Regions from separate parts of the Mus musculus genome. Here regions 1, 2, 3, 5 and 6 are each linked to region 4. The links are chromatin loops, found by intact Hi-C in ENCODE. Cell type or tissue: gastrocnemius. All regions are shown on one strand. Links, peaks and the distances in the headings refer to the core of each region. The heading gives the core; the rest is flanking DNA.

Region 1 (4,000 bases), core at 1-4,000, 170 kb before region 4:
CTTGTTAGTGCCTTTGTTTTTCTTTCTTAAAATAATAATTTTGATGTCTGTGAGATAGTTCATTCCAAAAAAGCAGGTGCCACCAAGTCTGACTGCCTGACTAGATCCTGGGGACCTTTTCGGTGGGAGGGAGAAACCAAAGATGTCCTTGGGCCTCCACATGCAATTTAAAATGCAAAGTAAGCCAGGAGTGATGGTGCATGCCTATAATCCCAGGACTTGGGAGGCAGAGGAAGACAGATCTCCATGACTTCAAGGCCAGCCTGGTCTACGTAGTGAGTTCCAAGCCAACCAAGGCTACAGAATAAGACCCTGTCTCAAAAAAACAAAAATTAAAATAAGAAAAATTTCATTGTTGAAATATAAAAACAATCTATCTGTTTTCTGAATATTTTCTTTCATTTCAAGGGTTTCAGAGAACATGGCTTCTCATGTTGTAGTTAGCAGAACAAATCCATACGGTGGCAGACTACAGTTATGTTGGGTGGATTTGCACTGGGCTGGAATGGCAGTTACACTCACAATGCCTTCATTTTTTAGAGAGATTTATTCCTTTGGTTGAAACACAGGTGAAAGGTTCTATCTCCTGAAACTAACGATTAAGAATTAAACTAAGGGGAATGAGAGAGATTAGAGGGTGCCCTGCCCAGGGATACAAGGGCACACATTTTTCTTCCACACATCTGCCCATGATTTTACACTGTAACTGCCTGATAATGTGCCCCCTTAGAGGCAGGAAGACTAACCGCTGCCTCGCCTTCAGAGCAGAAAGCGATCTCTTGTCCAGTTGGTGTACTCAGAACGGGACTCTAATTGTCAAGATTTTGTTGCTGGAGCTTGGACCCAGCGTCCACCTTACATGGTGTACTGGCTGGTTTTGTGTCAACTTGACACAGCTGGAGTTATCACAGAGAAAGGAGCCTCCCTGGAGGCAATGCCTCCATGAGATCCAGCTGTAAGGCATTTTCTCAATTAGTGATGGGGGGGGTGGGTATTGTGGGTGATGCCATCCCTGGGCTAATAGTCTTGGGTTCTATAACAAAGCAAACCAAGCAAGCCAGGGAAAGCAAGCCAGTAAGTAACATCCCTCCATGGCCTCTGCATCAGCTCCTGCTTCCTGACCTGCTTGAGTTCCAGTCCTGACTTCCTTTAGTGATGAGCAGCAATGTGGAAGTGTAAGCTGAATAAACCCTTTCCTCCCCAACTTGCTTCTTGGTCCTGATGTTTGTGCAGGAATAGAAACCCTGACTAAGACACATGGACACCTGTTCTATCACTGTGTTATGCCCCACACCCAAATGTCTGCCCCAACTTAAGAGTTTTAATCAGGCATTACTCTGGTTCTGACAGACATGACCTCAGATATCTCATGATTTCCACCTAAATACCGACTACCCTTGCACAAAGCAGCAGGGAAATGCTAAAGCCCAAAGTTCTGAGTATCTTGTAGATTCCAGTCTGCGCCGATAACTAAAATTGCTTTCCTGCAAGTCTAACCACAGTGGGCCCTGTGTGAGAGATTCATGTCTCCAAACTCTCACTGGGCCCAGCTCAAAGCCCACCTGGGCATGAGGAAGGGTACTGTGGCTTGTCAACACTAGAGGGAGCTACACTCACATCACCACAGGGTTGTTCAGGTCAGGAAACTTCAAGGGATCTTTCTCCCCAAACTGATAGTCCTGCCTATGGTTCAGGACAAGCATTCTACCACAGGTGTGAACCCTCACCGTGACTGCTAGCTTTTCATCTATGATAGGCTTGTGGCAGGTTGATGATGAATTCCACTGTAATTAACACTTCCATTCTTCTGTAGGATTCAATGCTTCTCTTCCTCTATTGCCTTGGTCTGGGAATTTTCTGTTCATAGCTTTTGTTTGTTTCTTTGGTTTTCAGGAAGGGTCTTATGTATCTCAGGCCAGCCTCAGTCTCGCTATATGGGTGTGGAGGACTCTGACTTCCTCATGCTTCTCCCTCCATTTCCTAAATGAGGGATTTCAGGCTTAGCCCAGCTGTGTCAGGCAGACTTGGGTTTTGTTGTTATTATACTTGGTTATGTTTGGTTTTGTTATATCTTTTTTTTCTTTTTCTTTTTTTAAAAGAACAATGGAGAAAGAAATCTTTAGGAATGTCTTAAAACCAACTTGGTTCTCATGGAATTCAAATGAAGCTCAAACAGCCTGTGGTACAAGTCATGGAAAGGAGCTTTCTGTGAAGAACCTTTAGGATGAAAGCAGGGAAGGGAGGGGTAAAGGCCAGCGCATCTAAGATGCAGTGGCTCTCACTACTGTTACACACTGTGATGGATAGTCTTGACTACACCCAGAGTCAACTAAAACCAAAGCAGCTGGGCACACCTGTGAGAGCAGGAGACACCTGTGAGGACTGGAGACACCTGTGAGGGCTGGGCACACCTGTGAGGGTTGGAGACACTTGTGAGGGCTAGGCACACCTGTGAGGGCTGGGTACACCTGTGAGGGCTGGAGACACCTGTGAGGGCCGAGCACACCTGTGAGGGCTGAGCACACCTGTAAGGGCTGGGCATACCTGTGAGGGCTGGAGACACTTGTGAGGGCTGAGCACACCTGTGAGGGCTGGGCATACCTGTGAGGGCTGGAGACACCTGTGAGGGCTGAGCACACCTGTAAGGGCTGTGCACACCTGTAAGAGCTGGGCACACCTGTGAGGGCTAGAGACACCTGTGAGGGCTGGGCACACCTGTGAGGGCTGGGCACACCTGTAAGGGCTGGGCACACCTGTGAGAGCTGGAGACACCTATGAGGGCTGAGCATACCTGTGAGGGCTGGAGACACCTGTGAGGGCTGGGCACACCTGTGAGGGCTGAGCACACCTGTGAGGGTTGGGCACACCTGTGAGGGCTGGGCACACCTGTGAGGGCTGGGCACACCTGTGAGGGCTGGGTACACCTGTGAGGAGTTTTTTTCCTTGCCTGGGTCATCTGAATCCAGATCATTTGATGTGGTAAAACCCACCCTAAATCTGGGCCATGCCTTCTTGTCGGGCTATATAAAGGACACAGACAAAGGAAGCTTTTGCCCTTTGCCTGTTTGCTCTCACTCTTGTCAGCAAGTTCGCTAGTATCAGAACTGACTTCTCTGGGATTCTAGTATGTACTGAAGACCAGCTGAGATGGACTTTCCATCCAGAGATAGATATATACAAGATAAAAATGTAAATATCAATTCTGTCACTCCAGAGAACTCTGACTAATAGACATGCACACCTCTCTACCTCTAGAAAACATTCATGGCCTTGAAACTGTGTGACCTAAACCATCAGCAAACATGAGACTCATCAATGACCTGTCTGTTTCTCTGCCCAGAGGAGCCACAGCATGTCACCTGGCTGCAGCTGTAACAGAGGCAGTATGCAGGAGAGAGAATGCAGGGCAGAAGAACTTGCATTTTCCTGTCTCAAAGTTGACTGTGATTCAGAACAGTGAGGTCTCAGCAGTCAAGACACTGACTACCTTCTTTTAGGACACAGGCTGCTCCTGAGTAAAAATAGACTAGAAGTAACCTTGGGGAGCAACTCTGTGGGTGAAGAGAAAAATGTACTAGATCAAAACATTTTTTTCACTTTAAAAATGCAAGCTCAAACCTCTAGAGTATAAAGTGAAACGCACTGGGTTCAAACCAAGTCTCAAAGTAACTGGGAAATGTTAGTCTTTCTTAAGTCAGAGACTGCAAACACTCTTGAGGTGCGAAGAGGATGGATGGTCAGCCAGATGGATCTAGGGATCTCCCCCATCACCCTCTCTCTGACACTACAACACTTTGCATCCTTTCAGGAGAAGCAGCAGGAAGCATGGCAGTGTGAAAAGGCAACACCTTACTTCTTCCTCATTCGGGGCATGCGCCAAAAGACCTCCATGCCACTCGACATCATACTGACCTTTAAAATGTTCCGGCCATCAAAAGACTCTCTCTCCTTGAAGATATATTTGCCATCTGCTGTGTAGAGATTGTACCTGCCTTCCGCT
Region 2 (4,000 bases), core at 1-4,000, 110 kb before region 4:
AGAGAGGGAGGGAGGGAGGGAGAGAGGGAGGGAGGGAGGGAGGGAGGGAGAGATAGGGAGAGGAGGGGGAGAAAGACAGGAGGGGAGAGAGGGGGAGGGGGGAGAGGCGGGGGTGGGGGGAGAGAGAGAGAGAGAGAAGGACGGAGGGAGGGAGAGACAAAGAATGGAAAGCTCGCCGAGCAGTGGTGGTGCACGCCTTTAATCCCAGCACTTGGGAGGCAGAGGCAGGCAGATTTCTGAGTTCGAGGCCAGCCTGGTCTACAGAGTGAGTTCCAGGACAGCCAGGGCTACACAAAGAAACCTTGTCTCGAAAAAACAAAAACCATGGAAGAAGTTACAGAGACAAAATTTGGAGCTGTGACGAAAGGATGGACCATCTAGTGATTGCCATATCCAGGGATCCATCCCATAATCAGCCTCCAAACGCTGACACCATTGCATACACTAGCAAGATTTTGCTGAAAGGACCCAGATATGGCTGTCTCTTGAGAGACTATGCCGGGGCCTAGCAAACACAGAAGTGGATGCTCACAGTCAGCTATTGGATGGATCACAGGGCCCCCAATGGAGGAGCTAGAGAAAGTACCCAAGGAGCTAAAGGGATCTGCAACCCTATAGGTGGAACAACATTATGAACTAACCAGTACTCCGGAGCTCTTAACTCTAGCTGCATATGTATCAAAAGATGGCCTAGTCGGCCATCACTGGAAAGAGAGGCCCATTGGACTTGCAAACTTTATATGCCCCAGTACAGGGGAACGCCAGGGCCAAGAAGTGGGAGTGGGTGGGTAGGAGAGTGGGGGGAGGGTATGGGGGACTTCTGGGATAGCATTGGAAATGTAAATGAGGAAAATACCTAATTAAAAAAAAAATACTGGAAAGCTCAAAGAGCTCAAGGCTGACAGTGGGCAGTCAAAAGGATCACATGGGGGGGACCCCAAGATTTAAGGTTCAGTAGAAACCCTTAGGAACTGAAAAGGAAGAGTTGCAAAGAACCTGAAAGGCTCTGCTTATACACTAAACCTAACCCCACAGTCATAGCCCTGAAAATAGTTAGGATCCACCTCAACTATTTAGTTGTTTAGTTTTTGTTTTATTTTTACAAAATTACTGTATGTTAAATAAAGTTAGTTGTGTCTTTAGACCTGTCAAGGCATGACTACAAAGAAGGAAGAAAAAAACTAGCATAACAATAGTTAATATTATCTGACACTGGAATAAATCCTTCAGGGCTTTATTTTAATAATTCATATTCTTAGTCAGGCACTGTGATGCGTTCCTTTAAGCCCAGTACTGAGGAGGCAGGGGCAGGTGGATCTCTATTAGTTCAAGAGCAGCCTGATCTACAGAGTGAGTTCCAGGACAGCCAGGGCTACATAATAGAGAGACTCTGTCTCAAGAAAAAAATTAGTAATAATAATAATTCATATTCTTTTATAATTTCACAGGTAAAGGGGTTTAATTTTGCCACAGAATATTTATAGGTAACAGTAGTAATTAACAAGTACTCCACAGGGGGGCGCAGCAGCTAAGAGCCCTTATTGGTCTTGCAGGTGACCTGAGTTCTGATCCCAGCACTCTGCAACTGAGTGGCTCAGAAGCACCTGTGAGTCCAGTTCCAGGAGATCCAATTAACACCCCTTTAGGCTTCCTTGGGCACCCGTGATCACATGTACACACACACATATTTAAAAAATAATAATGAGGGCTGGAGAGATAGGTCAGCAGTTAAGAGCACTGCATGCTCTACCAGAGGTCCTGAGTTCAATTCCCAGCAACCACATGGTGGCTCACAACCATCTGTAAAGGGATCTGATGTCCTCTTCTGGTGTGTCTGTAGACAGCTACAATGTCCTCACATAAAATAAATAATTTTTAATAATAATAAAAATAATGAAAAGTTACTCTACGTGGCACTGAGGCCTCTGTCCAGGATGAAATCTATCTTGACACACGAACTGCAGCCAGGAACACCTCATCTGAGGTCAGCTTTATTAGACCCACTGAGCAGCAACAAAGCAAAGAATTACCCTTACAGTACAAAGAACATTTTCCCTCTTGTGGGACCTAAGAGACCCCCCAGGATTACCAGGATAGAAATCCTCGTCTTCTTCATGTTGGTACTGTTTCTCCTGGATGGGATTCTTTCTATAATTCCGTCCATCGAACGTTACAATCTGTGGGCGTAGAACATCCATGACAAATGACGTTCCAGGAAAGTCCTGAAAAAGAAAGTGCCCTTTTGTTTAATTTTTTTTTTTTTAATTAAACAATGAATACTTAGGTCACTAAGATGGCTCAACAGGTAAAGGCACTTGCTCCCAAGGCCGATGACCCACACGGCAGAAGGAAAAAGTTGACTCCTGCAGGTTGTCCTCTGGACTACACATGCAGCCAGGTAGCAAACGCACAGACAAAATATGGAAATAAACAAACAAATGTAATAAAAAATTAAGTTAAAAGAAACTCCATTATGTAGGCAAGTAGCATAGACTAAATAAATAAATGTAATAAAATTTTAAATTTAAAAAATTCTGCTAGCCGGGCGTGGTGGCGCACGCCTTTAATCCCAGCACTCTGGAGGCAGAGGCAGGTGGATTTCTGAGTTCGAGGCCAGCCTGGTCTGCAGAGTGAGTTCCAGGACAACCAGGGCTATACAGAGAAACCCTGTCTCAAAAAAACCAAAAAACAACAAAAACAAAAAACAAACAAAAAACAAAAAAACAAAAAAAAATTCTGCTGTGTAGGCAGGTAACATATGCACAGACTACATTCGTAAATAAATAAATGTAATAAGAAATTTAAATTAAAAACTCCATTATGTAGGCCTCAACTGGGCAGTTCACAGCACATCCTAAGCAAAAATAGTGTCGCTTTCCATGAGCTCACCAGTGTAAGTTCTTGTATAGGTGTCTGATTAACCTATAGGGGGTGAGGTCTTGCTAGCCACCTAAGTATGAGCAGAGTGCTTCATTCACCCTATCCAGTATGATATTTTATCGTATCCAGTTTGATAACGCATTGAGGAACCATCGGTACAATACCCGCGGAAGAGAGGTAAGCCGTTTTAAAGATGCTAGAAATAAATACCTTCCAATCAGATTTATTTCCCTATCACAGTACAATTAAAATATGACTTACTAACACAGTTCTCGGACCAACACAGTACTGAGAAGGAACAGTTTCCCGAGGCCACTGCCTCCAGAACACAACAAACGGCTTCACGCTTGAATCAATAATTCGGAATTAAAGGCTCCTGATAAACTACCCCATGTTCCCATCCCAGATGGCTGCGGCTACAAGTTCACGTACTTAACAAGTTCCACCAAAGAAGGCCTAACAATCCCTTCCAAATGAATGCTTGACCCAACCCTCAGTCAAGTCGCTAATCCGCAGCCACCTGCAGGACGCAAGAAGAGGGTTCGTGCTTTGAGAAAACAGAAAATCAACGTTGGCAGGGGGATGCAATTATTAACAGTCTTGTGCCGCGCCACCCTGGTGTGCTACTCCTTTAGCATCCCTTCCCACTTCAAAAACCACGTTCTGTCGAAAAGGAGCCTTTACAAAGTGTGAGCACTGAGCACGAAGCCACAGTGGTACCTTTCCTGAGCAGCTCCAGGCAGAGACTGCGCAGAAGGAGGAGAGCGGACTAGCCCTGGGTCATGGGTGTTTGAAGAGGGAAAAGTGGATATGCTTTCGTGCAATTCTCACATAAAAAGCAAACGCTGAACATCCTACGCTAGAGAGGCGGAGCAGACAGCACCAACGCAAGAAAACCAAAACTGCGGGGGACTGGGGCGGGGAAGGGGGCGGGGCAGCCACAGCGACCCGGAAGTGTTCTCGGAAAGCTCGGTCTGGCCCAGCCGGGCTCCGCCCCCTCCACGCATGCGCGCTAGCACCGCCCTCTAGCCCTCACCGCCGCAGGGACAGGCGCAGCACCGCCATCAAACTCCCACAGCTCAGGCGGGCGCGCGCACGCCGCCGTCTACGTCGTGGCGAG
Region 3 (5,112 bases), core at 461-4,460, 97 kb before region 4:
CAAATGGCAAGTTGAAGGCATTTAAATTGCTTAACGAGCTTTATAGAACAGAGAAGAATCCGTGCTTAACACTGCTTCAAGAAAAAAGTGATTCAAGTCCGTCAGAAGCTCATGGTCTAACAGGCCTCTATCTAGACGTTCTCATTACCTCACTGAGGAGTCAATTGGATTCTATCGTATGGTGGATTTACCACGTGTAAATTCATGGTGTAGTTATGGCCTCTCTTAACCAGTTTCCCCAGTAATCTTAAAAGCTGCTTACAATGAAAGACAACTGACTTCGACAAAGCAAGTATCTGACATACTTTTGAATATCAAGAATACAGAAAAGGGGCTGTCTGGTAAAATACAGAAAAGATGGCTCTGCTGGCAAAAGGTACCTGGCACCATGCCTGACCGCCTAAGTATGACTTGTGGCTTTGATGGTGGGAGAAGAGGACTGACTCCCAAAAGTTGTCCTCTGACCTTCCCATGAGGACCCATACATAAGTAATAAATGCCTAGTTAAGAAAATGAAAACACGGGGCTGGTGAGATGGCTCAACAGATAAGAGCACCCGACTGTTCTTCTGAAGGTCCTGAGTTCAATTCCCAGCAACCACATGGTGGCTCACAACCATCCCTAACAAGATCTGGCGCCCTCTTCTGGAGTGTCTGAAGACAGCTACAGTGTACTTACATATAATAAATAAATAAATCTTTAAAAAAAAAAAAAAAAAAAAAAAAAAAAGAAAATGAAAACACCACCATTACCCTCACAGTATCTGCTGGGGCTTGGCTCTGCTTCAGCCTCCTCTCCTACACCACCTCCGACTTCCACACCTGTGCCTCATCTCCATGGATACTGAAGTCAACAGGTGCTCAGTCTCTTCTGTGAAGTGGCATGGTATTTGCATATGAGTTGTGTGTGTCCTTCCATGAAGCACTCCTAAATGTGAGTTGACAGGAATGTCAGATCTCGGGGTGACCCTGTTATAGGTTAATATGCCTGCATCAAAGCCTTTTCTTCTTCGTTGTTGAATTCATTTCGTTTTGAGTCTTGTGTAGTCCAGGCTTGACCTCTGACTCCTTGAGCTTCTTATTCTCCTCCTCCTGCCTCCCAAGTGCTGAGACTACAGACATAGATTATTTATTACTCTGTCTGCTTTATTCCGAGTTGGGGTCCAAGCCCAATGGTGCCAACTGAGCTACATCCCCAGCCCTGTTTTTTTTTTTTTTTTTTTACATTAGTGTAATGGAAGAGGAAAATAGAAACAGAGCACGCTGATGGAAAGCAAGAAACCCCAGTGCTCAGAAGGCTGAGATGGGAGAACTGTTCTGAGTGTGATGATAGCCTGAACTATCTAGAGACTGCCATGCCAGCCTGGGCACAGAGTGAGACTTTATTTTAAAAGGCAGGGGGAGGAGGGCAGGGGCAGCAGAGAGCAAAAGCATTTAAGAATCAAGGTTAGTGGGGCTGAAGAGATGGTTCAGTGGTTAAGCACACTGGCTGCTCTTCCAAAGGTCCTGAGTTCAATTCCCAGCAACATGGTGGCTCACAACCACCTGTAATGGAATCCGATGCCCTCTTCTGGTGTGCATGAAAACAGCACTTGCATATATAAAATAAAGAAATCCTTTAAAAAAAAAAACAAAGGAAGGAAGAAAGAGTCAAGGTTGGGTGTGGGTCATAATCCTAACAGGTTCAACTTGATGTTTGTTGCCTGCCCCTAAATCTAGGATATAAATCCAAACAACCTATGTTTAACCTCTGGGATGAACTTCTTGTTACATCTGCTGTCTGCTAAGAGCAGCATGCAGCAAGATTTAACAGTGTCCTGCCCTCTGCTAGCATTGCTCTCACCCAGCTATTAGTGAGCAAATTAGAGGCTGCCTTCCAGCCCACAAGTGGCTGTATCTTAGGGACCTCACAGGCCACTGCTTCATATAAATCACCTGGGGTTGTCTCATTGCCTACTAGGGAGTAATAGCTTTTAAATGAAATGTCTTAGCACTGAATTGAGTGGGCTTGGTGATAGAGTTGGATTTGGGCCATTTACTGAACTTTTTCACCACCCGGAATCTTTGCTTGTCCTTTAAAGGGAAAGCTGATGCACGGCTGACTGGTGTGTTGGTGTGGGTTATACACAGGCCGCCTCGGGCCGACCCCTCTCTGGAGAAATCCCGGCCTTTAGATTGGTTGATGTGACACATGATGTGATGTGGTTTCAGAAACAGTGGACCTGGGATGTAGAGTGAATAAGTCAAAAATAAAAAAGAAGCACTAGGCTCTGTAGTCAGTGCACTGCTGCCTGTGAACAGGAATGTGGTCTTGGGCCTCAAGTGTGGGAGAGTGTGAGCTGCTGTCTTTGCTTTGGAACACAGTACCAAGGATAGGCCAGTGTGATAACTTAAGTGCGGTATCCTAGTGATTAAAAGAGGGTGGGAGGCAGCACTTCCTCCTTACAGCACTTGATCCTTAACAGCCCATAGTTCCCACTTCCTGCAGTTCAGGACCACCGCCTGAGAGGCCACCTCGACCTACACGTGGGCTGTAGATGAGTCTTTAAGAAGGATGCCAGTGTGGCATTGCCATGCAAGAGCATAGTCCACCGACCGCGTCTTTGGTGTCAGGGTTCTCGGCAGCTCCCTCCCCTTGGGCTCTAGAGTTGCCCACTGCTCTCTGCCCTTCTCTAGATACAGTTGATGTCATTAGCATGTGCAGATCTTCACACCAATCAGAAGCACAGGGTACACTGGGCATGGTGGTGCTCAGGATCTTACCTCAAGAAAGGGGAATGAAAAGCCAAGGGTGGGAGGGTTGAACTTAGAGACCTCTCATCCTAAGTGTGATGCCCCTCACCCCCTCTCTGTTTGTTTTTCTCTTTCTCTGGCATTGACTTGAAGGTCGTAAGACAGGAAGCCTTTCTGGTTGTGTGTCCACATCATTCAGGTAGACTCAGTATCTGGACTTTTCCCTTTGATTACCCAGACTTGTAAAGAAAGATCTGTGTGAAACTCAGCATGAGGCCAGAGCGTGTTAGTATCTCCGTGCCACTTAATCCCCGTGACACACCGGGCCATGCCTGATGAGTGGGTGCTGACATCTGGCAGTGCTAGTGTGAACTCCTACCTTGAGAGAGACAGCTGTGTCCTCTCTCCCATTTGTCTGGGAATTTGGGCAATAAAACACTTGCCCTGGGGGGTTGCTGCCTTTTCCTACGTGACTTATGTCTCTGGGGCTGTGTTTTGTAGGACCAGCCTTTGCACTGACGGTGGCATGACTGAGCTAGCCACCTTCTTATTGGCAGTTGTTGGCACTAGCTTGGCACTAGGCTCTGAGCTTGCACCATTTCCCTTATCGGGATCCAGACTGCAGTGCTCCGTTTGGTTGGAAGGTCAAGCTTGCCATTCGTCCTTACAGAATGAAGTTTCCCAGCAAGGTTTGCTGATGGTCATGATGATGTAATTTGATGAATTAAAAGTCAACAGCTGTTTTTCCCTTGGCTGTGTTTTAGAATGAAAGTAATTGGAGTTCTGTCACAGTAAGTCACAAAAGTACCTTATAGCTGGGTGTGCCAGCTTGTTGCTGCCTTGTTTGCCAGGTGTACAGAAGAGAACAGGTCAGGAGGCGGGCAGTGGTAACTAGGACATCAGGCTAGGGCTTCTTGTTTTTGTTTTTGTAACACTATTTTTGAACTCCCAAACAAGTAGGACTATTTTAATATTAGGTATAGAAGAGGTAGCTCTTAAGAAGCAGTGTTCTAAAGGATCGCCTTTGTTCTCACCAGAAACACCTTAGACCTCAAGTGTAGAAGACACGGAATGAGTGGACAGCCTCTCCTGCTTTTCCAGAAGCCATTAAAACTAACGCCTGTGCCCTTTCCCTTGTAGATGGCTCCGAGCGATTCCTCTGTGAGTCGGTGTTTAGCTATCAAGTGGCATCCACGCTTAAACAGGTGAAGCATGGTAAGTACAGGAGCTGCTGTACACTTAGGGGAAACGAAGGGACACAGACTATGAGAGGGCAGTGCTGTGACCAAAGCCCCACACTGGTTAAGAGGACCTTCTGAATTGAAGAGCATTCTAAGATCTTGTTGAGCGTGAAAATCCCCTTGGAGGTTGGAAGTTGAAGGCCCGGGTTCAGTTCTCTAGGGGAGCCGCCGCTACCTGCTCCTTTGCTGCCTCGGCCTCTTCCTTCTGAGACTGGCTACTTCATCCCTTCAGGGGCCACTGTCTTCTAGTGTCTGAAGCACCTTCTGCCCTGTCAAAACCTGAGTCCCGGGTGGCACGTGCACTTCACCGAGTCTCCACATGCACCAGTCCTCCTGGGACAAACCATGGGAGCTTCTGCCTCAGCCACCTGAGAGCTGGGATTCTAGGCATGAGCCCGAAGTCCAGCTCCACTCTTTAGCACCTAGCGCGTGTAAGAGTGTGGTGATGGTAATTATCTTTTTGCTTTTTCCAGTGCTAAGGCTCAAACAAGGAGCATGGCACGTACTAGCATGTGCTCCAACACTGGGCTCCTCCGCAGCCTATCATAACTGTATTTTTCTCTTTATTGTTTCTTCACTCTGAAACTCACTGTGGCAAGGCAGTAGTGGCGCACGCCTTTAATCTCAGTGCTTGGGAGGCAGAGGCAGGCGGAGTTCTGAGTTCGAGGCCAGCCTGGTCTACAGAGTGAGTTCCAGGACAGCCAGAGCTACACAGAGAAACCCTGTCTTGAAAAACCAAAAAAAAAAAAAAAAGTCACTGTATAGCCCAGGCTGGCCTGGAACTCTGAGCACATCTCCTGCCTCCACTTCCCAAGTGCTAGGCTTGAACTCCCACACCTTGCTTGTTTTATATTCTCACTCTTTCTCTCTCTCCTCACACCTTCCTTCTGTCCCTCCTCCTCCCATCTCTGCCTCTGCCTCTGTGTGTATCCCTCTGTCTATCTTTCTCTCACGCTCACACTCTCTTTTTTTCTTCTTCTTTTAATTATACGTGTAGGTATGCAGTCCATGTGTGGGGGGTGAGTGAGAACAAGTGCCTCAAAAGCCTAGCAATGTCAGATGCAGTGATGTCAGATGCAGTGATGTCAGGTTGTGAGCCGGCTGACGTGGGTGCTGGGAATTCAACTCAGCTCTTCTGC
Region 4 (5,112 bases), core at 657-4,656:
ACATTCTACTTTCGTTGCCATGGTTTCGGTATCCTAGGAGCCAGTGATGCGGAGCTTCTTGCCTGCCCTGGGAGAGGAGGAAGCAGCCCGAGGTAGGCTGTCTGTCTGTCTGTCCTAAGAGCTTTCTGCATTCACTGTCTGAGAGAGGATGGCTGTGCGGTGTTTGGCTTCCAGTTCCATTTAAATTTTTTCTGTGTATGTCTTTCCTTAAATATACAGTCCATCACTGTGGCTGGCTCAGTGTGTGTCACCAAAAATTCTCCAGGGATTTCATAGTCTGGGGAGGAGAGGGAAAGAGTTAGGTGAGCGGTTGTGGCAGGCACCTCCAGCTTAGCCCCACAGCCCAGCAGCTGGCCCTGGTCGATCCCTCTGCAGTACAACCACTGCCCCAGAGCTGACACTAGCTATCGAGTGGTCTTGAAACAGTCTGTGAATGGCTCTGTGACAGGAGACACAGGCAGAGGAGGGGGAGGACAGGGTACCAGTGCAAAGAACTTCTGGCTCTGCCCACACTCCTTTAGGCTTGAGCCAGGCTCCCTGCTCTGGGCACTGGGCACCAAGCCCATTACCCACATACAAGGGAAGGGGTGGAGGGGGTGGGGTGCCTGTTAATAGCAACTTTCACTTTTCCCCACCTCTCCTGTGCTCAGTAGCTTCTTTTGACCCTGAACTTGTGACTTTTTGTTCCCTTCTTCAAGACCACAGGGGAGATGCCTGGGCGGGGCCGGATGCCCGTGGTTTCCTGGCTCCCAGGTTTGGAGCACTGGAGTGAGGGCCTCAGGTCCCACCAGAGAGGGAGTGGTCAGGGCCCACAGACCCCTCCTGCCTGCTGATGGAACTGGGCATCTTGCTCCATTTCCTCCTTCCTGGGTGGAGAGAGAAGGATGCTCTCCTGCCCACTTAACTCCCCATGGGTTTTTCTGACTTCCGTGGGTGACTGTGGGTGACCCAGTTACGTGTGAACGCACAGGCAACAAAAGCCAGGCTTGGGAAAGGGCTGAGGTGGTTTGATTACTGGAGTAGTCGAGGAAGCACAGGTCCTCACTCTGCCTGGCTTCTGCCCCCGAATCCTTGCAGCCCTGGGGAGGGGACAACGGGGTCAATGGGGCTGGGGGAGGTGCCCAGAACTGCCTCGTCTCTGGAGGTTGGAAGTGTGAGGATGGTGAGTCTCTGCCATCATCACCAGGTTCCCTCCCTCCATCCTCTGCCCATGACCAAGGCCAAGGCTGCCAGGAGTTGCAGCAAAGAAGCAGTCCTGGCTCATACTTGGACCTGGGTGGTGTGGCTGGCCCAGAACTATCCATGCAGGGAGGCCTGCACCTCTGACAGCCGATTGCAACTCGGGGTGCCCATCTTCTGTGCTCTGTGGTACATGTCTGTGTCACCAAAGTAGCGGGCTCGGTACAGCAAGCCTTCCTCTGCAAAGAAACAGGGTGAGGTCAGAGCCCCAGGACTTTGTGGCATTTACCTGCCTGAGTCCATGGGGAAACAGGAAGACAGGACCAGGGGTTGGGGCAGAATTGGCTTCCCAGGATGGAACAGGAAGTCAGGACTATGGTCCCAGACAGACTGGGTACACAACCAGTGGGTGGCTAGGGGTTTGCAATCTGTCTCTAATACATTCATCTCTAGCAACCTTAATGATAGGCACTAGTGACACATGAGGACCTTAACGAAACCATCAAATGGTTTGCAGCTTAGGGGAACTCCAGGAGTGGAGTTCAGATCTTGGCAGGGAGATGACTGCACAGGGCACTTCTTTGGTCCACGAAGAACCAAAGAAGGGTTTTTCTGTTCTCAGCACACACACACACACACACACACACACACACACACACACACACTTAATGTACCCATTTGCATGACATACACACACATGCATGAGTACATACACATACACACATCAATGCATACATATGCATGCACACACATATTGATGCGTGCGTGCCCACACGCACACACACACACACACACACACACACACACACGCACACACGAGACACTCACTCTGCTGCTTCTCCTTCCAGCAGTTGTTGCGCAGGTTGGCGATGTAGTCATCCTCTACATTCCGTTCCACTGTTTTGAGGCTGGAGCCCGTGTACTCTTCGGAGAAGGTGTCTGCCACGTAGTAGGCGACGTTCAGGTGGTCAGTGACTCGCTTGTGGATGTGGCCCACTGACCTGACCAGAAACACACCAGGCACAGAGTGGGCAGCTGGAAGTGCCACCCAGGCCACAGGAAGAGCTGGATCCCTTCTGCACTGCAGCGGGAACTCACTGGCTCCCCAAAATGAAGGTCTGCAGCAAAGGCAGAGCACCCCAGTGCAGGAATAGCTCAGTCTATGTCACGCCCTCCTTTTCAGGGCTCTGAGGGGAACCGGGCAGATGGGGAGAGAAGCTCTGGTCTGGGAAGCTGGTCTTGCCAAGGGTGTGGGCTCTGCCTTCCATGCCTCAAAGCTCCTAGATGCTGAGGGCCGGCCTAAAGTAATGAGCCTCGGGTCAAAACAAGAGGACAGAGCTGTGTCTCTAACAGCATGGCACATTAGCATGAGTTAGTAGTTCATTCCCAACCCCACAAGAAGAGAAAATCCAAAAAGGCACAAAATGTCAGGAAGCATACGTGGGCACAAGACCTGTGGGCAGCAGGAGCCACACCTCCCAACAGGAGTCCCTGCTCCAGGGAGGCAGCTCCCCAAAGTGCATTCTCTATCTCTAGCTGGAGAGCGGTTACATCTGGCTCTAGGCAAGCAGGGCAGCTGTGGCAGCAGAGACCAACTCTGCCCCCTGCTGGCCGAGGGAGCCTGCTGGGTCCTCAGGCAGCGGCAGGCCAAGGGATTGGAGCTCAGGGCTTGCACCAGCAGAAGCTAGAACCTGCTGCTCCAGGTCCTGGGAAAAGAGAGGCCCTGATATCTTAGAGGGTCAACTAACTCCCTGGAATCAACCACTGGCAGCTGAGCTTGGCAACCACTCAACAAACACTGCTGAGCACTTCCCTGAGCTGGATACCTCTCCTTACACGGGTTACTTAGTAACTCTTACTAGCAGGTGGATGCTATTGTTCCCATTTTACAGACCAGGGACCTGAGGTTACATAACTTATGTGGAGTTAGGGCTCTCAATGCAGAAGCTGGGGCGCAAAGCCACCCTCCCCCGATTGACTATACCCTGTTCTTTCTTTCTTAGGGCTTCAAACAGACTTCAAGAGCAGAGGACATCTCAGCGTCAGCAAAGGTGGGGACAGTGGCGGGGAGTCACGCTTCTGAAATCGCGTAGGACAGTGCATGTGTGCTGCCTTAAGGAAAGGGCTGGAGCTTCGTCTGCATTCTCTGCGAGGCCTATGATCCTCAAAAGTCTAAGGGGCCCGGCCCGGGGACGGTATGCAAGATGGCGAGGGGCCCAGCCCGGCCCTGCCCGGGGCGTGCACTCACGGTCTCGGGCTCAGGCTGTAGGGAGGACTGGACACCATGAGCTGGCTGAGCGCAGACACGAGGATGAGGATGAGGATGGGCATCAGCTGCACGAACACTCCTAGCCCGCCCTGAGGGGAAGAGCAAGAGCAGTGGTCACAGCCCTGAACAGTGTCGTGTCGCCTGCCTGGGACAGCCCCCTCTCCTCCCTTCCCTCTGACAGCTTTCCCAGAGGACAAAGCAACCGCTTTGGAGCACACGTGTGAGTGTGAGAGCAAGTGGCAGGCCGGGGACACAGACCCTCACCATCCACAGCTTTCTGAATTCTGAGCCACACAAATGTTCTGCAGACAGCAAAGCATCTAATTAAAGGGCTGGGATGCAGTCTGTGGCATGGAACTGTTCTAGTACCCACAAGGCCTTGGGTGTGATTCTTAGAACAAAGACAGGACAGCCAGAAATAAAGGCATTACACATGAATCTGACTTTAAACTCTTCTGTACGTTAGATGTAAAGATACACTAATCCCAGCACTCAGGAGGCAGGGACGGGAGAAGGGTTGGGAGTTGCAGTTCCAGACCAGCTAGTCTGTACAGCAAGTTCTAGGCCAGCCAGAGCTATACAGTGAGACCGCGCCTCAAAATCCAAAGCCAAACCCACCCCTAACAAAACGGATGTGCTGGGCGTTATGCTAGGTCGATGAGGCATAATCCCAGTATTTGGAAGGTGGAAGTAGGGCTTCAAGGTTGTTTTCAACTGCAGGGTAAATCCAAGGAGACAGAGAGGAAGAAAGGAGGAAGGGGAAGAAAAAGAATAGAAGAGAGGGAGGGAGGGAGGGAGAAGGAGGAAAAAGGGCAGGCATGCGTAAGGACGTGTCCCCCTGTTCAATGCTCTTCACTGGCTGTGTTGATCCGTGGCATCCCAAATGTGTCTGAAGCACACTGCCTGGCTATACAGCTTTTCCTCACTCTCCTAGAAGGCTGAATACCCACACGGTCCTCTTTCTTCCTCTCATCATGTTTTAACTTTCCATCACTCAGAAAATGTTACGTCAGTCTTAAGAACAAATAGACTCCATAGAAGCTGTTCCCACTATGCGTTGCCTGGAGGTGAGGCTTTGTTTTATGCCCCCAACAGAAGCCAAAGCATCACGCAACACGGAGTGTGGCTCCCTCTGGTGTCCCTAGGCAGAATGGCACTGGGAAGGAGCAAAGATGGCTACTTGGCCTAAGAATGCTGGGGGGGTCTTAAGTGGATCAAGACTCCCTCCTCCTCTGGGGCCCATGCCCTGGGGGGTGGAATGGGGTGGGGGGCTGGAGTGTTACTCAGCCTCTGGCAACTCACATCACCCTGGTTGTCTCTGCGGTCTTGCCTCTGCTGGTAGGTGTACCGCATTCGGCCATTGCTGTAGACATGAACGTTACCTGAAACATGGAGATAGAGTCAGGGGCTGCAGCAGTCAGACCCCAGAACCACCGCTAAGGAGAACTGGCTGTGGACTTACTGGAAGGAAAGCCGCCACCAAAGAACATGTTAAAGAGGTCTTCTGGGGAGATGTCAGCCTCAAAGCCTCGGTGGAAGTCCCCGTGGCTGTGGCCGTGCCGGGCAGCCTGGCTCTTGTCATCACCAAACTGGTCGTACTGTTTCCTTTTCTCTGGGTTGCTGAGTACGGCATACGCTGTGCCAATGGCTGCAAGGGGAGAAAC
Region 5 (5,112 bases), core at 667-4,666, 56 kb before region 4:
GATGTCTCCTAGCAAGTGGCAAGTCTAAATGTCAGGAAAGAATGCTCTTAGGCCTGGGAACTCCAGGGGCAAGCAGTCCTCTATTTTGCAGCTGTCTTTAACTGTGTCTCCTAGTCTGAGCCTACCCCCACCTACCCCCACCGCACGCCCCTGCGGGGGAGGGGGGTGTGTCCATAAATGTGATTTTTTTTTTTTTTTTTTTTTTTGGTTTATTGAGACAGGGTTTCTCTGTGTAGCCCTGGCTGTCCTGGAACTCACTCTGTAGACCAGGCTGGCCTCGAACTCAGAAATCTGCCTGCCTCTGCTTCACAGGTGCTAGGATTAAAGGCGTGTGCCACCACTGCCCTGACCATGTGTCTCCCACCTGTAAAATGAGAGTACGTGTGGGAGAGCTTGGATTCCCATCCTTTTGCAGTTCTAAGACCTGGCTGTTCTAAAAGTCAGGCTTTTAATTTTAATTTTAAAAATATCGGTGGTAGGAGCTATGCTTCGTGACTCACTGTCATCCTGGAACTAGGAAGGCAAAGGCAGGAGAATCTCTGGGAGTTCCAGGCCAGCCAGCCGTGAAACTCCGTCCAAAAGATGAAATTGGGCAGTGGGGGTGGGGCTGGAAAGGACAGTGGCCTGACTTCCCTGGCAAGTGTCATGTGTCAAAGCAAACCTGCCCTGTAGCGATGTGATGCTTGCCTGTCTGATCTGGTTTGGTTCCTGCCCGCCGGGCCAGAGTGTCTGATGTAAGTTTGGTCTTTTCTTCCATCAGGGTCCCAGTGTCCTACATTAACAAACCTTTTTATAAAAAAAAAAAACAAAAAAAAAAACAAAAAAACAGGTCTAGTCCGACTGAATCTCCTCCTACCCTAAACAAATCGCTATCAGCCCTAGAGCATCGCTGCCAGGCTATATTTCCTGTTGCCTCGCCTGAATGATGAAACCCCATATGGCTCTTGCATTTGGACTTTTCCAAAGACCTCGGTCCTGGGTTCCATTGAATTGAATTCTCCTGCCACCCCACCCCCCACCCCCGATCCGCCGCTTTTCCCCCCCTTAACACAAAGCATGGGAGGGGTTCTAGGACCCGGCGGACGCCAGGGGCTCTGCCGCAGTGGGTTTGGGAGGCACTTGGCCCTGCAGTGTTCTGTCCCCCTAAGGCCTGCGGGTGGGTCACTGTGTCGGTTTGATGTGAGCCCTTGTTCCCTGGCCGTGGACCAGGCGCTAAGAATCGGAGTCCGTGAACTCTAACTCCTACCCAAACCCTCTGCTAGAGGACAATCTCGAATTGGCAAGCACTTGATGTCCTCCTGAACCTACACCCTGCTCCCCCGGGGCTGCAGAGTAACAGGAACACTGATGAGGGGACGTGGGAGCCGATGGCCCTGAGATGCCTTGTCTTTGGACCTATTACCAAAAGTGCATCGCGTGTCAGAAGCAAAGACAGCGTGGGACTGATGCTCATGGGACAACGGAGTAACGTCTGCCGCCGCGCCACGGTCCCATGGGGCATCCAGTTGTGCGCCCGGTAGTGTCCTTGGCCCTTGGGCTCCCAGAAGCTAGGGGTACCTTTCTCCCCTGCTCAAGCCGCACCAGGTCCCCCAACTCTTCTTTTCAGTGCAGTCACGGGCCGTCCCCTCCCCCAGCAACGCGCCCCTATAATAAACAAGTCTTTCCTTGATCCTCCCCTACCGCGAGCGCCCTCAGGGACCTTGGCAGCTGCTGAAAGCCGCCTCGGATCCCTTCCAGAAAGGGGGTGTGGCCGAAGCTAAGGCGAGGGGAGAGGGGTTCGGCCGGGAGCGTTCTGGGGCTCCGTGGGGGCGGGGCCAGGCCGCTGTCACCAGGCAGGAGAGAACGTTGCGAACGTGCGCCCGGTGCCTATTGGCTGAGGTGGGCCACACTCCCGGGTCTCGATTGGGCTGCGACCTGGAGGGGGCGTGGCCTCGCCGGGAGAGCCCTTATAGGCTGCTGCTCGCTGGTGCTAGGGATCGCAGCAGGCAGGGGGGAGGTGCGAGAGGGTTCGAAGGGACAGGTCCGGGCAGCGATCGGGGGTTGGCACCAGTTCGCTCACCCTTCGAGAGGCAGAGCGCTCTTGTCCGCAATCTTCGCTGACCGCGCTAGCTGGTGAGTGTCCCTCCCGGGTGTGCACATCTTGTCGGGGAGTGACCTCGGCTCTTGGGGCCTCAGAGCCCTCAATCCTGTGCAACGCCGACACTGACGCCAAATCCTTGTCCCTCTTGTCTTTCAGCGGCTTCTGTGCGCCTTCATTCGGACCTTAGCAGCCAGCGTCCTGGCGTCTGACCCCGCCATGCCTAGCCTCTGGGATCGTTTCTCGTCCTCCTCTTCCTCTTCGTCCTCGTCTCGAACTCCGGCCGCTGATCGGCCGCCGCGCTCCGCCTGGGGGTCTGCAGCCAGAGAAGAGGGCCTTGACCGCTGCGCGAGCCTGGAGAGCTCGGACTGCGAGTCCCTGGACAGCAGCAACAGTGGCTTCGGGCCGGAGGAAGGTGAGCACTCAGCCGGGGCCGAATTGGGTTCGGGGATGGGGGGTGGGAGGGGTCCCGGGAGGTGGGTACGAAGCGAGCTGAATCGGCTCAAAGCCACCTTGGCTTCCCACCCCAGCACGAAAAAACAGATTACTCTAGGGTTAGAAGACAAGACTGCGGGGCGGAAACTGAGGCACGGAGTGGAAAGGGACACTGTTTGCTTAGGCAAACTGCACCTCCCCCGCCCGTACAGCTCCTGTGGAAGGCGCTCTAATACAATACCCTTTCCCTGTGTTCTCTCTATCCAGACTCCTCATACCTGGATGGGGTGTCCCTGCCCGACTTTGAGCTGCTCAGTGACCCCGAGGATGAGCACCTGTGTGCCAACCTGATGCAGCTGCTGCAGGAGAGCCTGTCCCAGGCGCGATTGGGCTCGCGGCGCCCTGCGCGTTTGCTCATGCCGAGCCAGCTGGTGAGCCAGGTGGGCAAGGAACTCCTGCGCCTGGCATACAGTGAGCCGTGCGGCCTGCGGGGGGCACTGCTGGACGTGTGTGTGGAGCAAGGCAAGAGCTGCCATAGCGTGGCTCAGCTGGCCCTCGACCCCAGCCTGGTGCCCACCTTTCAGTTGACCCTGGTGCTGCGTCTGGACTCTCGCCTCTGGCCCAAGATCCAGGGGCTGTTAAGTTCTGCCAACTCTTCCTTGGTCCCTGGTTACAGCCAGTCCCTGACGCTAAGTACCGGCTTCAGAGTCATCAAGAAGAAACTCTACAGCTCCGAGCAGCTGCTCATTGAAGAGTGTTGAACTACATCCTGGGGTGGGGTGCGGGGAGGGTTTCTCACTGCCCCCCAAAGTGAAGACAAGGAATTTCTGTGGTGGAGACCCGCAGGCAAGGACTGAAGGACTGTCCCCTGTGTTAGAAAACTGACGATAGCCACCTGAGGGGCGCAGGGCCAGGTGGGGGAAGGAAGTGTTCTCCAGGAAGTCTCTAGGTTGTATGCAGGTGGCTCCCTGTTGGGGCACACGCCCCTCAGTACTGTAGCATGAAACAAAGGCTTAGGAGTCACACAGGCTTCTGGCTGGATGTGTATGTAGCATGTACCTTATTTTTTTTTATTACTGACAAGTTACAACAGCAGTTGTGGGCCAGAGCCAGAAGGGCAGCTGGTCTGCACTGGCCTCTGCCCCGGCTGGGGGTTGGGGGCTGGGGGGGAGGCAGGGGGAGGTGGCCGACAGTTTGTGTATCTTCTGGTCTGAAAGGACCTAGTGTGTTTTGTCATTTGTTTTGTATCTTGGTTTTGGGGGGTGGGGATCGGCGCTTCACTACTGACCTGTTCGAGGCAGCTATCTTACAGACTGCATGAATGTAAGAGTAGGAATGGGGTGGGTGTTAGGATCATTCGGGATCTTCGACACTTGAAACAAAATTACACCTGGGAGCTGCAGCCAGCCCATCCCGGTGCCCATGTACTGGAGGATTCAACTGTGAGGAGAGGGGCTGGGGTGGGGGTGGGGGGCTGGAACCCTCTTTTCCCAGAGGAGTGCCACCTGGGTCTTCCATCTAGAACCTGTTTACATGAAGTTACTCGCGGTTCATGAATACACTTGATGTTCAAGTATTAAGACCTATGCAATATTTTTACTTTTCTAATAAACATGTTTGTTAAAACACTTGAGTCTCATCGGCGCCATAAATGAAAAGGGAGAGTGGTGGGTGCTGGTCACAAGTTTCATCAGATTTCAGGGGCCACTTGTGTGTCCCCTGACTGCCTGGTAACTGCCATCAGAGCTCCTGGACTGCCTGGCAACCTGGGAACTGTGCCATCAGAGCCAAGGTCCCTCAGTTCTGCTGAGTGGAGCTACCAGGAGAATGTGCTGGAAAGCACCCGAAGGTGAAAGATGAGTCAGACCTCCCTGGAAGTCTGAGTCTCTACAAGGAGGGTTACCTTGCTCTCCAGGTGAGAAGGCCCAGTCTCCTTAGCCTAAGGCCTTTTCTCTGAGGAAAAGTCTAGACTGATGTGGTACATAGTCAAGGGTATGGTTTTATCTCTGGGTATAAAAAAAGGTTAAGAGACCTTTGCAAAAGACAATTCAGTTTAAACCTCTCCCTAGGCAAGAAACCTAGGCTCAGGAGATGTGGCCCAGGCAGGAGCAGAGACCATACAAAGGCAGGGGGATGACGAGGGTGACCCCTGACTTCCTTCCCAGACAGAAGGCTGGAGTTGGGTTTCTTATCAGAAATGTTGGAGTTGAGCCAAGAAGGCCAAGGCCTTTCTCACTTGTCCCCGACTCCAGAGTCCACCCACACCAAGTGGCCCTTGGAGAATGACTGTCTCCTTTGTTTCTCTTCCTGATCCCAGACTGCCTTTGTGTGCCCCAAGACTGTAAAAAAACGGTTCTTGGTTTTGCATCCTTTTGGAGGGCTTAGTTAGAACAGTTCCCTCAGGCTGGGGATGTAGCTCAGTGTAAAGTACTTGCCTGACAAGTAAAAGACCCTAGACTTATCTCCACATCTCCCACCAACCACAAAGGAAAGCCAGATCCTTCCAGTGAGCTGAAAGCAGAGACTAAAAACATCTGGTTTTCCTCGGGGATTCTATCCAGGACCTGACCTTTGGGGTAGCCCAGGAGACCCACATCTCT
Region 6 (5,112 bases), core at 572-4,571, 360 kb before region 4:
ATGAAAACACATTAAGAGTGTTTCTTGTTGTTTGGTTTGGTTTGAGAGGGAATCTCAGGTAACCCAGGCTGGCCTCACTATATAGACAAGGAATGACCTCGAACTCCTGATGCCCCTGAGATGCCACCTCCCCAGTTCTGAGATTATAGCATACCCTGTTTACTCAGTGCTGGGTTTGAACCTAGGCCTCTGTTCAATCCAGGCAAGCACTCTGAGCTACACGCTCAGCCCCACAGAGGCTCCTAACGCGGTCCTGAAGAGAAAGTTTTAATTGCTGTGATATTAAAGTGATCGTCCTGGGCAGTGTACCCCTTTGATCTCAGCACTCAGGAGGTACAGCAAGGTAATGCTAAAGACAGGGGGCAGGGCACAGCCCCCCACTTTAGGCAGAGAGGAGTGGAGGTCACTTGGGCTGGAGTATCAGGAAGAAGCCATTAGAACAGGTATCTGGAGGAGGGGCAAAGGGCAAGGGTGTCTAGTAACAAATAACCTGGGTGCATGTGTTCAATTTGTTTGTTTTTGAGACAGGGTTTCTCTGTGCACCCCTGGCTATCCTGGAGCTCACTCTATAGACCCGGCTGGCCTCAGATGCACCTGCCTCTGCCTACAGACTGCTGGGGTTAAAGGCATGCTCCACCACTGCCCGGCCCTACTTATATGATTCTTAAAAGGACATTTTGTTGGCAAAAATACTTAGAAAATAGAAAAACTTAATTAAGGAATAGAAGCTATAACCCCCCTGTATTACACTCCTCCTGACCAATAGTCAGTTGGATTGATGAGGCGGTTAGACTGGTCTCTCCCTTCACTGGGTTCCTACAACATCGTGATTGTTGTGTTCAGGAACAGGACCCTGTAGTAGACGGGGTTCTAGATGGGAAAAGGCCGAAGCTGCCTCAGAAAAACAGGTCCATGGTAAGCTTTTGGATCCAATTTCAGCCAAAGATAAGCCTTATCACTCCCTGAACAGCCCTGGGGCTGGTTGAATCCCTAAGAAAACAAACTGGTCTTACCAGAACTAGAAGGGGACAATTACCTCATGGGTGAGGTGGTTCATGGACAGGGAAGGCAATACAGATGGGCCTCACCCTTACAAAGGGCGGTTTCTCAAGAAGCACCAGGAATCTCAGCAGGCACCGTATGTCCCTTAGACTAAATATAGAAATGTTCATCATGAAGGTTGAGGTGCGGAGTGGTTAAGACCATGGATCGTTAGAAAACGTGAGCCAGCCGTATGTGGTGGCACACACCTTTAATCCCAGCACTCGGGAGGCAGAGGCAGGCAGATTTCTGAGTTCAAGGCCAGTCTGGTCTACAGAGTGAGTTCTAGGACAGCCAGGGCTACACAGAGACACCCTCTCTCAAAAAAACAAAACAAAACAAAATTTACCCCCCCCAAAAAAAGGACTTGAGCCAAGAGTAGTAAAAGACTAGAGATCGTCCGTATGTCTGATGCTAACCCCAGGACACACAGTAGAATGGGAGAGCCAGCTCCCATGAATTCTCTGAGCTCCACAACTTTGATGTGACATGCACGTGTGCACAAATACATATAAATGTGTGTAATATAATTTTAACTGGTGTGGTGGCATATACCTTTAATACCTGAGAATCAGAGGCAGGTGGATTTCTGTGAGTTCGAGGCCAGCCTGGTCTATATAGTGGATTTCAGTAGGGAAGTCGGAGCCACAGAGTGAGGCTAGGGACGGAGCTCAGTGGGAAAGCCTATGGGCTAGCCCAAGGCCCTCGGTTAACCCCCTGATCACAGCGGGCTATATCTCCAGTCCCTCACAAATCCTAAACTCATTCTGCTTCCTGCTCCACTGTGAATACGGAATGCTTTGATTGTTGTTTGTTGTTGTTATTTCAAAGCAGGCTTTTTCTGTGTAGCTCTGACTCTCTGGGACACACTCTGTAGTTCAGGCTGCCCTTGCCTTTCAAGTGCTGGGATTAAAGGTGTGTGCCACCGCTGGCCTCTTGGTTTGGTTACTCTAGGTTTGTTTGTTGTTTTAGGTTTTTTTCATCCTTTATTATTATTATTTGTAAATGTGTCTGAGTGTTCTATCTGCTTATTTATCTGCACACCACATTCATTCAGTGTGCAGAGGCCAGAACAGGAAATCAAACGCCCTGGGCCTGGAGTTACAGATGGCCATGAGCTGCCACGTAGACACTGGGGATTAAACCTGGGTCTTCTGGAAGAACAGCCAGTGCTCATAACCTCTGACTCAACTCCCAAACTTGAGATAGGATGTTATATAGCCCAGGCTGTCCTAAAATGTACTATGTAGTCAAGGCTAGTCTTGAACTCTGATCCTCCTGCCTTCATCTCTCAAGTGCTGGGGTCCTAGGCATGGATCACACCTGACTTTAGTTTGGGTTTGAGACAAGGTCTCTTGTAGCCTAAGGTACCCTTGAACTTGCCGTGCATCCTCAAAAAGGACCTTGAACTCACGGTCCTTTTGCCTCCCTCTATTCAAGAACTCACACACACACACACACACACACACACACACACACACACACACACCTGATCCCCCATGATGGTCCCACTGCTGAAAATGTCTGTAAAGGCCACAAGCAGTACTCTGGGAATTCAAACAGAACAATGAGGTCAGGCCTCAGAGTACCTGCCCCGGTCACGGAGTTGTCCGTGAAGGGCTTGTTGGAGGAGCCGGCTTGAAGGGGTTATGCTCTGCAACAAAAAAAGAATCTTCTGGTGGCCATTTTTTTAAAAAGATGCATTTATTTTAGTTTCTGTGAACCACTCTTCTGCCCGAGAGTATGTTGTGGACCACTGTGTATAGTGCCTGAAGTCTCAGAGGTCGGAGGAGGGCATCAGATCCCCTGCAAGTAGAGTTATAGAGGGTTGATGGGGTGGCCAATAATTTTTTAATTAATTAATTAAATCCCAAACTCTGCCCTTTCCCTCCCTCCTCAACTCTCTCAGCCCCCGCAACCCCCACCCCCACCCCCTCACAGAGTCCTTCCCCCTATCTCCCCCCTTCTCCTCTGAGAGGACAGGCCTCCGTCAGGGATCCTCTCTATGCTGGCACATCAAGTCTGCAGGGTTGGGTGCATCCTCTTCCACCAAGGATTCCAGATGGGTGTGATCTGTGCCTGAGATCTCAGCACTAAAGAAAGCTGAGGAAGAAGGCTTACCACAAGTGTCAGGCCAGCCTGGGCTACAGAATAAGGAGTCTCAGTCTCAATAAATAATAAATAGGTCTGGGCAGTGGTGATATACATGCCTTTAATCCCAGCACTCCAGAGGCAGAGGTAGGTGGGTCTCTGTGAGCTCAGACAAGACAGCCCGGTTGGGCCACAGTTAGGCTACAGCTTTAGAGACGAGCCTCAGCCCCAGTTGTAGGAGGACCCACACGAAGACTGAGCTGCACGTATGCTACCCATGTGCCAGGGGCCTTGGTCCAGCCCGTGTATGCTCTTCAGCTGGTGGCTCTGTCTCTGAGACTCCCAGGGGTCCGGGTCAGTTGACTCTGCTGTTCTTCCTGTGGGGTTCCCATCCCCTTCAGCTCCTTCGATCCTCCCCCCAACTCTTACATTGTGGTCCCTGACCTCTGACCCATGTTTGGCTGTGGGTGTCTGCTTCTGTTTCCAACAGTCCACAGATTACAACAGCAATATGCTGTAATCTATGGAGAGTAATTGTGGGAGGGAGAGAAGCAGGGAGAAAGAAAAAGAAAGGATGAAGAGGAGGGGAAACGTAAAAAGGCCTCTATCTGAAAGCAACTTATATTTGCAGCCTTAATAAGGCTGAATATTTAAAGCTTACTGTTGGCTACAGCATCTTGCTGTGTGGACCAGGCTAACCCGGAAGTCTCCATCCTCACTTTGGTGCTGATGGCCGGGATTACAACAGTGAAGCATTAAGCTTTGTTTGAAAAAAAAAATCTGTTTCTGTTGTAACAGGGATCGCAGGTATGTGAAGGGTGCGGTTTAGCTAATCACTGTAAGTAAGGTGGGTTCCCTAGGTTCCAAGAATTCCAGATGGGTGTGATCTGTGCCTGTGACCTCAGCACTAAAGAAAGCTGAGGAAGAAGGCTTTTACTACAAGTTTCAGGCCAGCCTGGGCTACAGAATGAGGGAGTCTCAGTAAATAATAAATAGGTCTGGGCAGTGGTGATATACATGCCTTTAATCCCAGCATTCCAGAGGCAGAGGTAGGTGGGTCTCTGTGAGCTCAGGGCCTGCTTTGGCTACCTAGAGAAGCTGTGGCCAGCCACAGCCACCCAAAACCCTATCTCAAAACCCAATCAGTCAATCAGTCAACCAACTGATTGGTTAAATCAGTCTTTGGTCTGCTGCTTCCTGGATCCTCGCCCAACAAAAAGCTGAGCCACCTCCTGACCTCTGTTCCCCCACACAGGGCATTTTTGGAGGTTAAGCTGGGGAGAGCAGCCCAGGATGCTTAGGGAAGCGACACCAACAGTTTCTGGCCACCACCTCCTCCCCTGCCCCCAACATTGCACAAGACTCCTTGAGCCTGTAGCCCTGAGCAATATCCATCCTCTTTCGAAATTACTACTGTGTGCAAAGCCAGTCACCTGCACTACAGCTTTCCTGAGAAAAGGGATCAGAAACCTTACCCATGGGACAGGCAGGGGTGATGGGTTCCCCTAGCCGGAGCAGGAGCACCCTCATTGCCCTAGGCCTGAGTGGGGCCATACTTGTGCACAGTTGGCACATGCACACACACACACAAACACACACACACACACATACACACACACACACACACACACACACACACACACACACACACACACACACACACAGTAGTGCTCTAGGGATAGGTGTGCCTGCCCTGCTAACCAGCAGCAGCTGGAGCTCTGGGTCGGTCGCTATTATTCAGATCATTCACACACTATGAGGTCACACACACCCTGCCTGTCCTCAGGGCGATCTTTCTAGGGCCCAAGAAGCCATTTGCAGCAAGAGGCCATCTGCCGAGGGGCCATCTCTCTCCAGTATGTTCTGGCCTGCCTGGGCCAGTGTGGTCCAGTTTACAACTTTGGAAGGAGCCCCCTCCCTCTCTCTGCCTTCAGTCTCCTCTTCAGTGAAGTTCAGATGAGGCAAAATAGAACAGACAAT

The links. Hi-C counts contacts between places; a loop is a spot of excess contacts. Peaks named below come from ENCODE experiments on the same cell type or tissue, not always from the same donor. Only the 100,000 strongest peaks of a DNase experiment are listed, where the experiment ranks them.
Region 1: it touches region 4 in a loop (10-fold over the local background); 20 of 42 quality-filtered maps call a loop at or near these places.
Region 2: a loop joins it to region 4, with 11 times the contacts of the local background. A loop is called at or near these places in 26 of 42 quality-filtered maps.
Region 3: a loop joins it to region 4, with 4 times the contacts of the local background. A loop is called at or near these places in 24 of 42 quality-filtered maps.
Region 5: it touches region 4 in a loop (6-fold over the local background); 26 of 42 quality-filtered maps call a loop at or near these places.
Region 6: a loop joins it to region 4, with 3 times the contacts of the local background. A loop is called at or near these places in 8 of 42 quality-filtered maps.

What each region holds. Positions count from the first base shown.
Region 1 is chr10:60,064,321-60,068,320 of GRCm38, reverse strand. Ascc1 (activating signal cointegrator 1 complex subunit 1) reads right to left here. Exons shown (of 11, transcript NM_026937.3): 9 at 3,913-3,998. Among named protein-coding and RNA genes, the nearest start is that of Spock2, 40 kb to the left of the region's middle. In gastrocnemius, for the core only: a CTCF peak has its summit at 1,592 (motif pointing right); a DNase peak (open chromatin) is centred at 1,585.
Region 2 is chr10:60,003,017-60,007,016 of GRCm38, reverse strand. Anapc16 (anaphase promoting complex subunit 16) reads left to right here and starts at 3,882. Exons shown (of 4, transcript NM_025514.3): 1 at 3,882-4,000. It overlaps Ascc1 (activating signal cointegrator 1 complex subunit 1), which reads right to left. Exons shown (of 11, transcript NM_026937.3): 2 at 2,090-2,222. The coding sequence starts at 2,198. In gastrocnemius, for the core only: CTCF peaks have their summits at 1,513 (motif pointing right) and 3,410 (motif pointing left); DNase peaks (open chromatin) are centred at 1,545 and 3,908; H3K4me3 peaks cover 1,191 bases; H3K27ac peaks cover 1,255 bases.
Region 3 is chr10:59,989,668-59,994,779 of GRCm38, reverse strand. It overlaps Anapc16 (anaphase promoting complex subunit 16), which reads left to right. Exons shown (of 4, transcript NM_025514.3): 3 at 3,873-3,947. Among named protein-coding and RNA genes, the nearest start is that of Ascc1, 11 kb to the left of the region's middle. In gastrocnemius, for the core only: no CTCF peak of the experiment used is centred there; no DNase peak of the experiment used is centred there; H3K27ac peaks cover 2,359 bases.
Region 4 is chr10:59,892,656-59,897,767 of GRCm38, reverse strand. Dnajb12 (DnaJ heat shock protein family (Hsp40) member B12) reads right to left here. Exons shown (of 9, transcript NM_019965.3): 4 at 4,911-5,096; 5 at 4,751-4,830; 6 at 3,428-3,537; 7 at 2,008-2,180; 8 at 1,267-1,418; 9 at 1-277. The coding sequence ends at 1,297. Gm46226 (a long non-coding RNA gene) reads left to right here and starts at 6. Exons shown (of 2, transcript XR_001779776.1): 1 at 6-92; 2 at 3,183-3,886. In gastrocnemius, for the core only: a CTCF peak has its summit at 2,786 (motif pointing left); DNase peaks (open chromatin) are centred at 1,222, 2,788, 3,418 and 4,594; H3K27ac peaks cover 2,637 bases.
Region 5 is chr10:59,948,697-59,953,808 of GRCm38, reverse strand. It overlaps Ddit4 (DNA-damage-inducible transcript 4), which reads left to right and starts at 2,039. Exons shown (of 3, transcript NM_029083.2): 1 at 2,039-2,112; 2 at 2,237-2,492; 3 at 2,780-4,134. The coding sequence starts at 2,297. The coding sequence ends at 3,273. In gastrocnemius, for the core only: a CTCF peak has its summit at 2,997 (motif pointing right); DNase peaks (open chromatin) are centred at 1,888, 2,986, 3,529, 4,289 and 1 more place; H3K4me3 peaks cover 4,000 bases; H3K27ac peaks cover 4,000 bases.
Region 6 is chr10:60,252,181-60,257,292 of GRCm38, reverse strand. No RefSeq gene overlaps it. Among named protein-coding and RNA genes, the nearest start is that of Psap, 23 kb to the left of the region's middle. In gastrocnemius, for the core only: no CTCF peak of the experiment used is centred there; no DNase peak of the experiment used is centred there.